Regions from separate parts of the Homo sapiens genome. Here region 2 is linked to region 1. Evidence: read pairs that join two places in POLR2A ChIA-PET (ENCODE). Cell type or tissue: A673. All regions are shown on one strand. Links, peaks and the distances in the headings refer to the core of each region. The heading gives the core; the rest is flanking DNA.

Region 1 (8,159 bases), core at 1,918-6,917:
CCCAGCTACTTGGGAGGCTGAGGCACGAGAATTGCTTGAACCCAGGAGGCAGAGGTTGCAGTGAGCCAAGATTGTGCCACTGCACTCCAGCCTGGGCAACAGAGCAAGACTCTGTCTCAAGGGGGGGAAAAAAAAGACACGCAATATTGTAGCTGGCACAAAGTTGAGGATGTACACAGAGGAAAGGAATGTTTGCCCCAAGGAAGGAAGGGTGAACTTTTTTTTTTAAAGGCCACCCTCCAACCCAAAAATAGCAATATAAAAGAAAGAAAGAAAATTCAAATATCTCGTCAGACCCAATCAAAGACCAAGTGCACAGAGACAGGCATATGCTATTTATTTGTAAACTCACCTTGCTCAGGGTCTTCCAACAGAACCCCTCTTTTAACCAGCTCTTCTCTTGGCTTTCGCATAGATATTTTCCGTTCTAAAACTAACATTAAATTGGAAAATGGCACTCAGAAATGTGACAGTTGAAAGTCAACCTTACACTTAGCATTCTAATTCTACAGGTAAAAGAATAAAGTAGTTTAAGTTTATATTCTCAGGAAAGAAAATAACTAGCAGACTAACTTCAAATTAAAACTCTTAAATTTCTTTTATAACCTGTGCTGTCAGGAAAGCATCACTTCCAAAAAACTAGCCTTACATAATTGTAACTTAAGAGAAAATTTCATTAGTAAGTTATTTACGGATGAACTTTGTGTGGATGGGCAGAGTAGAAAATAAGCATTTTATTTATGTATGTATCAACTCATTCAGTCATTTTCTTCACCAAGTTCTGATGGAAAGAAGCATCTTAGATTTGCGACAGTTCAGGAACTCCATTCACCACTCAATAGATACTTATATGCCATCAAAATACAAACCTGGGAATGAGGGTATACAATATTAGGTTTAGTACATGACCATTTTGATGTTTAATTCTAAAAGATTAAACTCTGGCCAGCCACAGTGGCTCATGCTTGTAATCCCAGCACTTTGGGAGGCTGAGGTGGGAGGATCGCTTGAGCCCAGGAGTTCAAGACCAGCCTGGGAAACATAAGGAGACCCCATCTCTACAAAGAATTTAAAAATTAACTGGGCACAGTAGCTCATGCTTGTACTTCCAGCTACTTGGGAGGCTGAGGCAGGAGGATTACATGAGCCCAGGAGGTTGAATCTGCAGTGAACTGTGATTGCGCCACTGTACTCTAGCCTGGGCAACAGAGGGAGATCCTGTCTCACCAAAAAAAAAAAAAAAAAAAAAGAAGAAGGAAAGAATAAAACATTAAATACCCTCTTCAAATAGAGGACTACAGAAACTTGGGAAGATAAGGAAAAATTAAATACATCTAACATAGAGAATTCTAACTCAGAACACACATTTAACCCTTAATATCTCACCTTCTGAAGTCTCTTTAAATTTATCACTACTTTTTTTTTTCCTCCATTTCCAGGGCTTGAAGATCTTGCCAAAGCCTGAGAACTTGCTCTTCCTTTTGGTAGGAGGTGTTGTGTCTCCTGCTTCCACACTGTCCAGGACCATGCCTGGCTCTGTAGTGGGCTGGTCTGCTTCCTCTGTTACATGAAAAGAAGAGAGGGAAGGAAGCAAATGTATTATTTCAGCATAATCTCTAAAATGTCCCTTCCCCTCTCTTCCTGTGGTAGTTGGAAAGGATCGGAGCAACGATAAACAATCATGCAGACAGGGAGACTCCTGGACATCACATGGACACCAAACATCAAAATCCATTAACAGATAAACTACTAAGGAGAAAAAGGAACCAAACCAAGCTGACATCATTTTAGGACAAAATCTGGTGAAATGATCAGAGCCGGCTCAAAATCTTTTAAAGGCGCATGTATACAAAATGTGGATATCTTAACAAATGCATGAGATCTTGCCTTACTGAGGCAGGGAATTCCTGCCTCATTAGTGAGTGAATCATTTTCTCTATTAAACATTGCCCTTTCCCTGCCCTTTTCAGGATATAAATAGTTCAGGGAGAGGTAACACATTGTTAGTACCTTACTTATATCTGCTCATCAAATTATTTTCTCCCTTCACAAAAGGACCCTAGGTATTGGAAAGTGCTCAGGGTTGCGGGGCAGAAGCATTAGAAAGCGGGTACATTAAATTGGAGGGAAATGTTTTCAGAAAGTAGAGGTGAGATTCCAATTTGTTTACCATAGTAGTGCCTTAGAGACAATCATAGGCTGAGCACAGTGGCTCATTTCTGTAATCCCAGCACTGTGGGAGGCTGAGGCAGGCAGATCGCTTAAGCTCAGGAGCTTGAGATCAACCAGGGCAGTAAGGTGAAACCCTGTCTCTACAAATAATACAAAAACAAAAATTAGCTGGGCATGGTGGTGTGCACCTGTAGTCCCAACTACTCAGGAGGCTGAGTTGGGAAGATGGCTTGAGCCTGGGAGGTCAATGCTGCAGTTGGCTGTGATTAAGATACTGCACTCCAGCCTGGGCAACAGAGTGAGAGCCTGTCTCAAACACACACACACACACACACACACACACACACACACACACACACACACAAACACACACACCATAATATTAAGGATTTGACATAAAACATAACTGACATGATACATGTGCAGAACTGAAATAAAAGGCCATGAACCCCTCATAATGACCATGCATGCAGGGTTTAGTTAGTTAGTTTTAATGGCAGAGAAAGGAGAGCCAAGGCGGGGCCAAGAATTTAAAGAAAGGAAAAAAAAAAAAACCAGCAGGAAGGCAACCAAAAAAAAGCAGGAAGGTACACAATGCAGCTTTGCACTCCACCTACTGTTCCAAGGTTCTCTGGAGAAGTCTAGAGAGGAAGAAAAAAAGAGTCATGTGGAAAAACCATCCTGAAATTAAAGTGGAACCTCTACTTTGTAGAAATACATCAAGGAACAGCATATGATAAGCTAACATGTTGACTGTAAACAATTTCACATCTGAAGCAAGTAACACTTTTGGAGGAGGGTAAAAAGGTCATAATAGTCACTAAAACATCTTTTTTAAAAAAATTTATTATTATTATTATTATTATTTTAGAAACAGGGTCTCACTCTGTTGCCCAGGATGAAGTGCAGTAGTGTAATCACAGCTCACTGCAGCCTCAAATTCCCGATCTCAAATGATCCTCCTGCCTCAGCCTCCTGAGTAGCCAGGACTATAAGCATGTACCATCACTCCTGGCTAATTACAAAAACAATTTTGTTTTGTAGAGATAGGGTCTCACCAAATTGCTCAGGGTGGTCTCAAATGCCTGGTCTCAAGAGATCCTCCCTGCTTGGCCTCCCAAAAGCACTGGGATTAAAGGTGTGTACCACCACACCTGGCCTCTCTCTCTTTTAAAACTAGGTATTTTCAAAAGAGAAAATATACAACCAACAGCATTAAATTTTTAAAAGAAACAACTGCCAAATTCAATCTTTTTTTCACTTGATTGATGGAGGTTTAGGGAAGTTTTTCAATAAAGGTTAGATTTATACAATCGTAATTATCACAGTAAATGCAATGGTGACTACTGATGCATTAGTTTGCTATGCCCAGAAGACTTAGGCAAAATAGCATCCTCATTACTAAAGTGCAAAAGATGGAAATGACAAGAGGACAGTGACTCTTCCTAGTTGCATGACTTATACAAGGACATTCTGGGTCTCAATTACTTTAACACTTTACATGAAATACACTAGAATCTGATTATCTATCTATCTATCTATCTATCTATCTATCTGTCTCTCTATCTATTTATCTAGTTATTTTAGAGACAGGGTTTCGTTCTGTTGCCCAGCATGGAGTGCAGTGGCACAATCACAGCTCACTGAGCCTTCAACTCCAGGACTCAAGCAATCCTCTGCCTCAGCCTCCTGAGTAGCTGAGATTACAGGCAAATAGTTGAAATTATGAGAATGTCTCAGATTACAGACACTGGCTACAGCATCTGGCTTCTCTTCTTTTTTAGGTAAAGAAAGACCAGCCTGGGGAACATGAAGAAACCCTGTCTCTTAAAAAAAAAAAAAAATTAGTTGGGCAGGGTGCCATGTGCCTAGTCCCAGCTACTTGCGAGGCTGAGGTGGGAAGATCGCTTGAGCTCAGCAGGTCCAGGCTGCAATGAGCTGTGATCGTGCCACTGCACTCCAGCCTGGGCGACAGAGCCATACTGATATAGTTTAGATATGTGTCCCGCTCAAATCTCAGGTTGAATTGTAATCTTCAGTACTGGAAGTGGGGCCTGGTTGGAGGTGACTGGATCATGGGGGTGGATTTCTCATGAATAGTTTAGCACCATCCATATGGTGCTGCCTTAGCAATAGTGAGTGAGTTCTCGTGAGATCTGGTCGTTTAAAAGTATGTGGCATCTCCCTCTTTGCTCTCTTGTTCCTGCTCTGGTCACGTGACATGCTTATTCCTGGTTGGTTTTCTGTCATGATTCATGATTGTAAGTTTCCTGAGACCTCCCCAGAAGCAGGGCAGTTGCAAGCATTATGTTTCCTGTACAGCCTACAGAACCACGAGTCAAATAAAGCTCTTTTCTTTATAAATTATCCAGTCCCAGGGATCTCTTTATAGCAATGCAAGAATGGCTTAATACAGGGACCTTGTCTCAAAAAAAAAATAGTTGATACATAAGCAAAATATGTATAAAAAAAATAAAGCCACTGAATACAAAAAACAGAGCAACATTTTCTTTGCTTCTCATGCAAATGTGCTTGATTTTCACTTTTACAAAACTTTTAGAGGCAGATGTCCTTCTTTCCTCTTACCTCCTGTGTTGGGGTAGAGCCACACCTGGCCCTGACTCAGTTATCTCAAATTCACACATACATATTCATATCCTCATATTCTCCCTCCTTCCTTCCCCTCTTTTTCCTACTCTCCAGGACAAACAGTACATTATTTCCAAGACTCCGAAATCTGTCCAAATACTTGGAATCAGCCCAATTGCCTTTTCAAAATACAGAATCTCCAGGAGGTAGGACTTTCAGAATCTGTTTTAAAAAATCTCTCCAGGTCAGCCTAGGGTCCTAAGGTCAGTCAGGTGTGTTAAACCCAATACCAGATTATTATCTGGAAACCTCATGGAGGTTAAAAGAGACAGAGGCAGACATTTTCTGGCTATAGGCTGCTTCTTTGTTGAAGAAAAATGAATTAGGGGCCAGGCATGGTGACTCATGCCTGTAATCCCAGCACTTTGGGAAGCCGAGGCAGGCAGACCACCTGAGATCAGGAGTTTGAGACCAGCCTAGCCAACATGGTGAAACCTCGTCTCTACTAAAAATACAAAAATTAGCTGGGTGTGGTGGTACACGCCTATAATCCCAGCTACTCGGGAGGCTGAGGCAGGAGAATCTTGAACTTGGGAGGCGGAGGTTGCAGTGAGCCAAGATCACATCACTGCACTCCAGCCTGGGTGAAAGCAAAACTCTGTCTCAAAAAAAAAAAAAAAAAAAAGAAAGAAAGAAAAAGAAAAAGAAAAATGAGGCCAGATGCGGTGGCTCATGCCTGTAATCCCAACACTTTGGGAGGCCGAGACAGGTGGATCACTTGAGGGCAGGAGGTTGAGACCAGCCTGGCCAACATGAGGAAACCCTGTCTCTATTAAAAATACAACAACAAAAAAAAATTAGCTGAGTATGGTGGCAGGCACCTATAATCCCAGCTACTTGGGAGGCTGAGGCAGGAGAATGGCTTGAATGCGGGAGGTGGAGGTTACAGTGAGCTGAGCTGGTCTCAAACTGCTGGGTTCAAGTGGTCCTTCCACCTCAGTCTCCCAACGTGGTAGGATAATTGGAGTGTTTAGGCCATTTATATTTAATGCTTTTCCTATATATCTCAAATATGGTCCAAGTTGCAAATAAACAACAGAAGCTTACAGTTGTTTCTTCCCAAATTTATAATACATTATCTCCAATTATGTGTTATTGGAAAGTGTATTGTGCAATTGTTGGGTATGGTGTTCTAAATATGCCAATTAGGTCAAGGTGGTTAATCATATACAAATCATTAAGATCCCTTCTGATTTGTTGTCTGTTTGCTCTATCAGTAACTGAGAGAGGTATGTTAACATCTCTAATTATGAAAGTGATGGCCGGGCGCGGCGGCTCACACCTGTAATCCCAGCACTTTGGGAGGCCGAGGTGGGCGGATCACGAGGTCAGGAGATCGAGACCATGGTGAAACCCCATCTCTACTAAAAATACAAAAAATTAGCCGGGCGCAGTGGCGGGTGCCTATAGTCCCAGCTACTAGGGAGGCTGAGGCAGGAGAATGGCGTGAACCCGGGAGGTGGAGCTTGCAGAGAGCCGAGATCACGCCACTGTACTCCAGCCTGGGCGACAGAGCGAGACTCCGTCTCAAAAAAAAAAAAAAAAAAAAAAAAGACAAAGTGATTTCTCTCTTAGTTCTATTAATTTTTGCTTTATATACTTTGAAGCTGTTATGAGGTATATACAAATTTAGAGTTATTATATCTTCCTTTTGAATGGACTTTTTTATCTTTCTGGGTTCAATCAATCCTCTGGCCTCAGTCTCCAGAGCAGCTGGGATTAAAAGCGTGTGCCACTACACCTGGCTAATTAAAAAAAAAATTTTTTTTTAATAGAGACAAGGTCTTGCTATCTTGCCCAGGCTGGTCTCAAACCCCTGAGCTCAAGGGATCCTCCCACCTTGGCCTTCCAAAGTGCTAAGATTACGGGCGTGTGCCACCGTGCCTGGCCGTGTTCCATGTATTCTTTTCCTGCCTGAATTACATCCAGGGTCCTCTTCTTTTGGTCCTGATCCAGTAGCAACTTTTATGCTTTGTCCACAGCTTCAAAAGCCTTTTGTGCTCTGTCAGCATCATGATTTTTGTCAGGACGCACCAATGTGGATAACTGCTGAAACCTCTTTTTTTAATTTCTTCATCTGTAACTTCAGGATCTAACTGAAGAACCTCAAATGGGTTCAAATTGAAGTAAGAGGAACCAGGACGGGTCCATCTTTCAATCTGATTTTTGGATGTTAGAACCGAGTCTCTCTTCTCTATTTGTTTCACCTCACTGTAGAAGGTCAGAAATGCATCCACTGTGCTGCCTCTGCTGCCCAAGTCCCACTCTCTCGTGAAGCCGCCATTTCCCCAGCCCAGCCACCACCTATGTATATATACTTATAAAAATGGCAGGCAACTGCAGCTACAGACCTCAATCTATGGTATGCATCACATCAGGCGATTCAACTTTTCCTTGTGTTTTCTCTTTTTTTCGTTTTCAACTTTTTCTTATAATGTCATGACTCTTCTCTGCTTCTTAAGAGCAATTCCAGTATCATTAGTGGCACGTGTTGTAGGTCCCGTGGTGTTATTCAAGATTTATGATATTGCACTAAGCTATGAAGAACTGCTCACTAGAAAATTAGCATCATACAGCATTTTAAGTGGATACTGGCAATACTTGAGCTCACTTCAATAGTAATAGGAGGTGGCTATGAAATTACAGCAGTACAGTATATGCTAGTTAATTTAATTCATTTTTATTTTTATTTATTTATTTTTTTGAGACAAAGTTTCATTCTTGTTGCCCAGGCTGGAGTGCAATGGCGTGATCTCGGCTCACCACAACCTCTGCCTCCTGGGTTCAAGCGATTCTCCTGCCTCAGCCTCCCAAGTAGCCGGGATTACAGGTACGCAAAACCACACCCGGCTAACTTTTGTATTTTTAGTAGAGATAGGGTTTCGCCATGTTGGCTAGGCTGGTCTCGAGCTCCTGACCTCAAGTGATCCACCCACCTTGGCCTCCCAAAGTGCTGGGATTACAGGCGTGAGCCACTGTGCCCGGACTTATTTTTATTTTTATTATTTGTTTGTATTTTTTATTTTTTGAGATGGAGTCTCACTCTGTCTCCCAGGCTGGAGTGCAGTGGTGTGATCTTGGCTCACTGCAACCTCCGCCTCCCAGGTTCAAGTGATTCTTCTGCCTTAGCCTCCTGAGTAGCTGGGACTATAGGCGTGTACCACCACGCCCAGCTAATCTTAGTAGAGATGAGGTTTCAACATGTTGGCCAGGCTGGTCTTGAACTCCAGATCTAAAGTGATCTACCCACCTTGGCCTCCCAGAGTGCTGGGATTACAGGCATGAGCCATTGTGCCCAGCCTCTTTTTAAAATTTTTGAGACAGCATCTCACTCTTGC
Region 2 (8,159 bases), core at 1,534-6,533, 220 kb before region 1:
CAGCCATTTTGCCTCAAGTTCTCCATCCTTTAAAATACTCAGTATCTGTGGAGGGAGACTGAACTGAGCTGCATGGGAAGGGGAAGATGACTTTTATCATGTAGTTGCTTAATAAATGCTGAATTCACCTGTATGACCTCTAAGACTTTTTTTTTTTTTTTTTTTTTGAGACAGGGTCTCACTCTGTCGCCCAGACGAGTGCTGTGGCATGATCTTGGCTCACTGCAACATCTGCCTCCCAAGCTCAAGCGATTCTCCTGCCTCACCCTCCCCAAGTAGCTTGGATTACAGGTGTGCGCCACTACCACTCAGCTAATTTTTGGATTTTTAGTACAGACGGGATTTCACCGTGTTGGCCAGGCTGGTCTTGAACTCCTAACCTCAAATGATCCACCCGTCTCAGCCTCCCAAAGTGCTGGATTCCAGGTGTGAGCCACCACGCCTGGGACTTCTTAATAACTCTTTGCCTCAGACTGAATGGAGAGATAATCTTGCCCAGTATCTCCCTTGCAGAGTTAGTGAGGAAACCAACGTCCAGCACCATGTGCTCCTTGACTCTAAAGTTACTCCAAGCATTGTCCCAATCTTAATGAAAACTCAGAGGACCCCAAGATATTCTGCAGTTATTAGTCTTCACAGTTGAAAAGAGAGAGTCACTTAAGAGAGTATAGGTAAGAGCACTGTATTTATTTTAATATATGAGTATGTAAAGATGACTACGACTGTGCCCAAACAGAGTAGGCACACAATGGATGCAAGTTTGAGTACAAAACGTGTAGTCAGGGCCGTGCGTGGTGGCTCACACCTGTAATCCCAGCACTTTTGGAGGCCTAGGCGGGTGGATCACCTGAGGTTGGGAGTTCGAGACCAGCCTGACCAACCTGGAGAAACCCTGTCTCTACTAAAAATACAAAAAATTGGCCTGGCGCGGTGGTACATGCCTGTAATCTGAGCTACTTGAGAGGCTGAGGCAGGAGAATCGCTTGAACCCAGGAGGTGGAGATTGCGGTGAGCCGAGATCATGCCATTGCACTCCAGCCTGGGCAACAAGAGCGAAACTCCGTCTCAAAGAAAAAAAAAGTGTAGTCAGAAGATCTAATCCACATCTCACCTCTCCCACAGCACTTGTTTGCCTAAAACACACATACTTAAGCACGGCACTCTGAATTCCCTCAATGGTCCCAAAATACTCATCTGGTCTTACCTGCAACTATCATACCCCAAGAATCTTAAGTCCTAATACCATACCAGCCACCTAATGTACTCTGAGCATAGCATAATGTACCTTTATATTTCTTTGCCCTTTATTCCTTAAGCCTGAAATGTCTTTAATGCCTTTCTCCCTCATCTTCTCCCTTCAAAGTCCAGTTCAAAGCTCACTTCTCCACAAAGCCACTGCTAAACTATTTTCTTTTTTTTGAGACGCGGTCTCGCTCCGTTGCCCAGACTGGAGTTCTGTGGCACGATCTTGGCTCACTGCAACCTCTGCCTCCCAGGTTCAAGCAATTCTCTTTCCCTTCCTTTTTGGCTAGTCCCTGCTAACCATTTTGTGATTTACTTGAAACATCACTTCCTTGGGGAGGCCTTCTGTGAATTCCTTCACTAGGTTTGAGTTTGTGTTCTTGATCTCTCAGCACCTGCAGTACCCCCGTCACAACCATCATCTCACTTTGTTGGCTTTTCCTCCTCAGTCTGTACGTCCTGGAAAAGCAAGGATTGTGTTTTGTTTTGTTTTGTTTTTTTAGACAGAGTTTCGTTCTTGTTGCCCAGGCTGGAGTACAATGGCACAATCTCAGCTCACTATAACCTCCGCCTTCTGGGTTCAAGTGATTCTCCCACCTCAGCCTCCACAGTAGCTGGGATTACAGGCATGCCCCACCATGTCCAGCTAATTTTTATATTTTTAGTAGAGATGGGGTTTCTCCATGTTGGTCAGGTTGGTCTTGAACTCCCAACCTCAGGTGATCTGCCCACCTCGGCCTCCCAAAGTGCTGGGATGAGCCACCATGCCTGGCCAAGGATTCCAAGGATTGCTTTTCTTTTTTTTTTTTAAAGATGGAGTCTTGCTGTGTTCCCCAGACTGGAGTGCAGTGGCATGATCTCAGCTCACTACCACCTCCCTTTCCTAGGTTCAAGCGATTCTCCTGCCTCAGCCTCCTGAGTAGCTGGGACTTTAGGCACGCACCACCACGCCCAGCTAATTTTTGTATTTTTAGTACAGACTGGGTTTCACCATATTGGCCAGGATGGTCTTGATCTCTTGACCTCGTGATCCGCCTACCTCAGCCTCCCAAAGTGCTAGGATTATAGGTATGAGCCACTGCGCCTGGCCAGGATTGCTTTTCTTATTCAGCAATTCCCCCAAGGCTACCACAGTGCCCAGGACAGGAGTGTAATAAATGGTTTTCAAATATCAGACTTACATTTTATCTACAAAACTGCTTATCTAAACCTTTGTAAACAAATCTGAGCACACAGCAGATATGCAATACATTTTTGTCCAATTAGTGACTCAACCTAAAAGACTTCTAGAATTTTCTTTTTTATTTTTATATGTATTTATTTAAAGATAGAGACAGGATCTCACTATGTTGCCCAGGCTGGTCTTGAACTCCTGGCTTCAAGTGATCATCCGGCCTTGGCCTCCCAAAGTGTTGTGATTACAAGTGTGAGCCATCTGGCCAGGAGGGGTGGCTCACGCCAGTAATCCCTGCACTTTGGGAGGCCGAGGCAGGCGGATCACCTGAGGTCGGGAGTTGGTGACTAGCCTGACCAACATGGAGAAACCCCATCTCTACTAAAAATACAAAACAATTAGCCAGGCGTGGTGGCGCTTGCCTATAATCCCAGCTACTTGGGAGGCTCAGGCAGGAGAATTGCTTGAACCCGGGAGGCAGAGGTTGTGGTGGGTGAACCGAGATCGTGCCATTGGACTCCAGCCCGGACAACAAGAGTGAAACTGCCACTCAAAAAAAAAAAAAAAAGTGTGAGCCATCATGCCTGGCCCCTTCTAGAACTTTCTGCCTTCCTATCTGGGAGGGATATAAATTTGCTTAGGCAGCTAGGCTAAGCTATACAGCTTATGGCTCATCATTATGGCCAGTTCAACAAATATTATATTGAGTCTCTACCTCACATCAGCTAGAGTTAGATTCCTTAGATATGAGGAGCAACAATACCTGCTCTTGAGAAACTACAGAAGGAAAAGAGATACATGACACTATTGGATATGCAGGGAAAAAATTAACTGCAAGATATTACAGTACAGAATATGAACTCCTGCAACTTGAAGCCTTAAAACTAGAAAGGGGCCAGGCACAGTGGCTCACACCTGTAATCCCAATACTTTGGGAGGCCAAGACCGGTGGATCACTTGAGGTCAGGAGTTCGAGACCACCTTGGCCAGCAGGGTGAAACCCCATCTCTACTAAAAATATAAGTATTAGCAAAGTGTGTTGGTGGGCGCCTGTAATCCCATCTACTCAGGAGGCTGAGGGAGGAGAATTCATTGAACCCAGGAGGTGGAGGTTGCAGTGAGCCAAGATGGTGCCACTGCACTCCAGCCTGGGCAAGAAAGCGAAACTCCATCTCAAAAAAAAAAAAGGTCAGGTGTGGTGGCTCATGCCTGTGATCCCAGCATTTTGGGAGGTCGAGACGGGCGGATCACGAGATCAAGAGATTGAGACCATCCTGACCAACATGGTGAAACCGTCTCTGCTAAAAATACAAAAATTAGCCAGGCATAATTAGCCGGAGGTTGAGGCAGGAGAATTGCTTGAACCCGGGAGGCAGAGGTTACAGTGGGCCAAGATCACGGCACTGCACTCCAGCCTGGCGACAGAGCGAGACTCCGTCTCAAAAAAACAAAACAAAACAAAACAAACAAACAAAAAAAACAACTAGAAAAGGGCCAGGCACCGTGGCTGATACCTAGCACTTTGGGAGGCTGAGGTGGGCGGATTGCTTAAGCTCAGGAGTTCAAGACCAGCCTGGGCAACATGGTGAGACTCTGTCTCTACTAAAAGTACAAAAATTAACCGGGTGTGGTAACGTGAACCTGTAGTCCCAGCCACTCAGGAGGCAGAGGTTGCAGTGAGCCAAGATCGTGCCACTGCACTTCAGCTTAGGTGACAAAGCAAGAGTCTGCCTCAAAATAAAATTATATAAAACTAGAAAAGAGACGGACGCGGTGGCTCGCACCTGTAATCCCAGCACTTTGGGAGGCCGAGGCAGGCGGATCATGAGCTCAGGAGATCAAGACCATCCTGGCTAACATGGTAAAACCCCATCTCTACTAAAAATACAAAAAATTAGCCAGGCGCGATGGCGGGCCCCTGTAGTCCAAGCTACTCGGGAGGCTGAGGCAGGAGAATGGCGAACCCCAGAGGCGGAGCTTGCAGTGAGCCAAGATTGCGCCACTGCACTCCAGCCTGGGCGACAGAGCGAGACTCCGTCTCAAAAAACAAACAAACAAACAAACAAACAAAAACACTAGAAAAGAAAATCAAGGGTCTCCTCTCTTGGCTTTGGAGCCCCCTTCCCTCTGTCTCTGTAAGGGGAGCTTCTTCCTTTCTTCTCCTTTCTTTTTTTTTTTTTTGAGACGAAGTCTCACTCTTATACCCCAGGCTGGAGTGCAGTGGTGTGGTGTGATCTAGGCTCACTGCAACCTCCACCTCTCGGGTTCAAGCAATTCTCCTGCCTCAGCCTCCCGAGTAGCTGGGATTACAGGGACCTGCCACCACACCCGGCTAATTTTTGTATTTTTAGTAGAGACGGGAGTTCACCATGTTGGCCAGGCTGGTCTCAAACTCCTGACCTCAGGTGATCCGCCTGCCTTGGCCTCCCAAAGTGCTGGGATTACAAGCGTGAGCCACCATGCCCGGCCTCTTCTCCCTTCTTTCTTGCCTATTAAACTCTCCACTCCTTAAAACCAAAATAAAATAAAATAAGATAAAATAAAAATCAATGAACTGGTTCAGCTGGCTACCAACAGTAGAACCAAAACAATTAAGACCCTCGAGTCTAGAAAAGGCCAAAAAGGAATGTGATAAAGCATACAAATACCATCTAATCCTAGAATAACTGAACCCATAAATATCTTCAAAATTTGAACCATAAAAATGTAGGCGGAATTAAAAGAATCAGCTAACCTTTATTGAGCTAGCACTCATTGTCAAGCACCGTGCTATAACACATTTAATTTAAAAGATGTAATACTTTGGCAAGTAGCAAACTTATGGAATCATTATTCCAAAAATGTGCTTTAAATTTTCAAAAATTACAGATTATGGGCCAGGCACGGTGGCTCACGCCTGTAATCCCAGCACTTTGGGAGGCCAAGGCAGGCGGATCGCAAAGTCAGGAGATCAAGACCATCCTGGCTAACACGGGGAAACCCTGTCTCTGCTACAAATGCAAAAAATTAGCCAGACGTGGTGATGGGCGCCTGTAGTCCCAGCTGAGATCGTGCCACTGCACTCCAACCTGGGCGACAGAGCAATACTCCATCTCCAAAAAAAAAAGAAAAAAAAAATTACAGATTATGCATCCCTTATTTGAAATGCTTGAGATCAGAAGTGCCTCAAATTTCAGATTTTTTTTTTTAATTTTGGCATATTTACATAATGTGATATCTGGGGGATAGGACACAAGTCTAAACACAAAATTCAAAATTCGATTATGTTTCACATACATCTTACACACATAGCCTGATGGCAATTCTTTTTTATTTTTGAGACAAAGTCTCGATTTTTCACCCAGGCTGCTGTTCAGTGATGCAATTTCAGCTCACTGCAACCTCTGCCTCCTGGGTTCAAGTGATTCTCCTGCCTCAGCCTCCAGAGTAGCTGAGATTACAGGTGCCCGCCACCATGTCTAGCTAATCTTTTTGTATTTTTAGTAGAGTCAGGGTTTCACCATCTTGGCCAGGCTGGTCTTGAACTCCACTCACCTCAGCCTCCCAAAGTGCTGAGATTACAGGCATGAGCCATGGCGCCCGGCCACTTGATGGCAATTTCATACAATATCTTTATTTGTATTTATTTATTTATTTATTTTTTTTTGAGACGGAGTCTTGCTCTGTCACCCAGGCTGGAGTGCAGCGCCCTGATCTCGGCTCACTGAAGGCTCCGCCTCCGGGTTCATGCCATTCTCCTGCCTCAGCCTCCCAAGTAGCTGAGACTACAGGCGCCTGCCACCATGCCGCCTAATTTTTTGTATTTTTAGTAGAGACAGGGTTTCACCGTGTTAGTCAGGATGGTCTCGATCTCCTGGCCTCGTGATCCACCCACCTTGGCCTCCCAAAGTGTTGGGATTACAGGCGTGAGCCACCACGCCTGGCCAATTTTATACAATATTTTTAATAATTTTGTGAATGAAACAGAGCCTGCGTTAACTACTAATCTGTGGGATTTTTTCACTTATGCCATCATGTTGGCTCAAAAATTTTCAGATTTTGGAGATTTGGGGTTTCAGATTTTCAGATTAGGGATACTCAACCTATAATACCTTAGGCAAAAAAAATGGGTTAGTTAATTGTTAAAGAAGCAGATTTAGAAGGATGCTTCTAATTTCAACTTTCTACCCTAAGCTAAGTCCCCTCTACAACATTCTGAATAGATGGTTGACTAACTTCTTAATACCTTCCTCAATAGGAACTCACATTTTACTCTTTACCCACACCATACATTAGTACCCAAGAGGAATGTTCTGGCTTCTTCTCTAGCCTTCTGAGAGTTTATCAGAGAGGATAATTATAATCATCCACAATACATCTCTCAATGTCACTCTAAGTCATGGGTCTGATTCAACATGGCAATTCTGACCTTCTTTAGAGAAGCAAGTTTGGGTTAAGTATCACTCATTACCCTAAATACCATATTCCTTGCAGGTAACCTGAAACCAACTCTAAATGCAAGGTCATCTCTAAGCTGAGTGTAAATGGAAAAGTAGCTCTTGTTTACAGCAACAAAAACTCCTGAGGCAAGATGAGTGAGTTGATCGTTCGGGGCTTTGGAGTATGCATTGTGAAATCATACAACTCTCTCTGGAATTCTTTTTTCTTTTTTTAATTTAAACTTGCTTTTCTTTTCTTTTTTTTTTTTTTTTGAGACAGAGTCTCACTCTGTTGCCCAGGCTGGAGTGCAGTGGCGGGATCTCCGCTCACTGCAACTTCTGCCTCCTGGGTTCAAGCGATTGTTGTGCCTCAGCCTTCCGAGTAGCAGCTGGGATGACATGTGCACACCACCATGCTCGGCTTTTTTTATTTTTAGTAGTGACGGGGTTTCACCACGTTGGCCAGGCTGGTGTCAGAACTCCTGGTCTCAAGTGATCTGCCCGCGCCTGTCTCCCACAGTGCTGGGATTACAGGAGTGAGCCACCCCGGCCGATCTCTCTCTGGAATTCTATGTGAACACATGTAAAAGAAATATGCCAAATTTATGTGAAATGCTTAAGAATTAACTATTGTGGGGCCGGGCGCGGTGGCTCACGCCTGTAATCCCAGCACTTTGGGAGGCCAAGGCAGGTGGATCACAAGGTCAGGAGATCAAGACCATCCTGGCTAACATGGTGAAACCTCGTCTCTACTAAAAATACAAAAAATTAGCTCAGCGTGGTAGCGCACGCCTGTAGTCCCAGCTACTTGGGAGGCTGAGGCAGGAGAATGGCGTGAACCCAGGAGGCAGAGCTTGCAGTGAGCCAAGATGGAGCCACTGCACTCCAGCCTGGACGACAGAGCAAGACTCCGTCTCAAAAAAAAAAAAAAAAAGGCCGGGCGCGGTGGCTCACGCCTGTAATCCCAGCACTTTGGGAGGCCGAGGCGGGCGGATCACGAGGTCAGGAGATCGAGACCATCCCGGCTAAAAACGGTGAAACCCCGTCTCTACTAAAAATACAAAAAATTAGCCGGGCGTAGTGGCGGGCGCCTGTAGTCCCAGCTACTTGGGAGGCTGAGGCAGGAGAATGGCGTGAACCCGGGAGGCGGAGCTTGCAGTGAGCCAAGATCCCGCCACTGCACTCCAGCCTGGGCGACAGAGCGAGACTCCGTCTCAAAAAAAAAAAAAAAAAAAAAAAAAAAAGAATTAACTATTCTGGCCGGGCACGGTGGCCCACACCTGTAATCCCAGCACTTTGGGAGGACCAGGCAGTCAGATCACCTG

What was found. ChIA-PET counts read pairs that join two places held together with the same protein. Peaks named below come from ENCODE experiments on the same cell type or tissue, not always from the same donor. Only the 100,000 strongest peaks of a DNase experiment are listed, where the experiment ranks them.
Region 2: POLR2A ChIA-PET joins it to region 1 with 5 read pairs; 2 of 35 experiments call an interaction of 5 or more read pairs at or near these places.

Annotation. Positions count from the first base shown.
Region 1 is chr1:28,452,486-28,460,644 of GRCh38, reverse strand. It overlaps PHACTR4 (phosphatase and actin regulator 4), which reads right to left. Exons shown (of 14, transcript NM_001048183.3): 3 at 1,387-1,560; 4 at 353-433. Among named protein-coding and RNA genes, the nearest start is that of SNHG3, 49 kb to the left of the region's middle. In A673, for the core only: no CTCF peak of the experiment used is centred there; a DNase peak (open chromatin) is centred at 4,404; H3K27ac peaks cover 672 bases.
Region 2 is chr1:28,674,628-28,682,786 of GRCh38, reverse strand. All of the region lies in intron 1 of GMEB1 (glucocorticoid modulatory element binding protein 1), which reads right to left. Among named protein-coding and RNA genes, the nearest start is that of GMEB1, 9.9 kb to the right of the region's middle. RefSeq lists an enhancer at 1,047-1,546. In A673, for the core only: no CTCF peak of the experiment used is centred there; no DNase peak of the experiment used is centred there.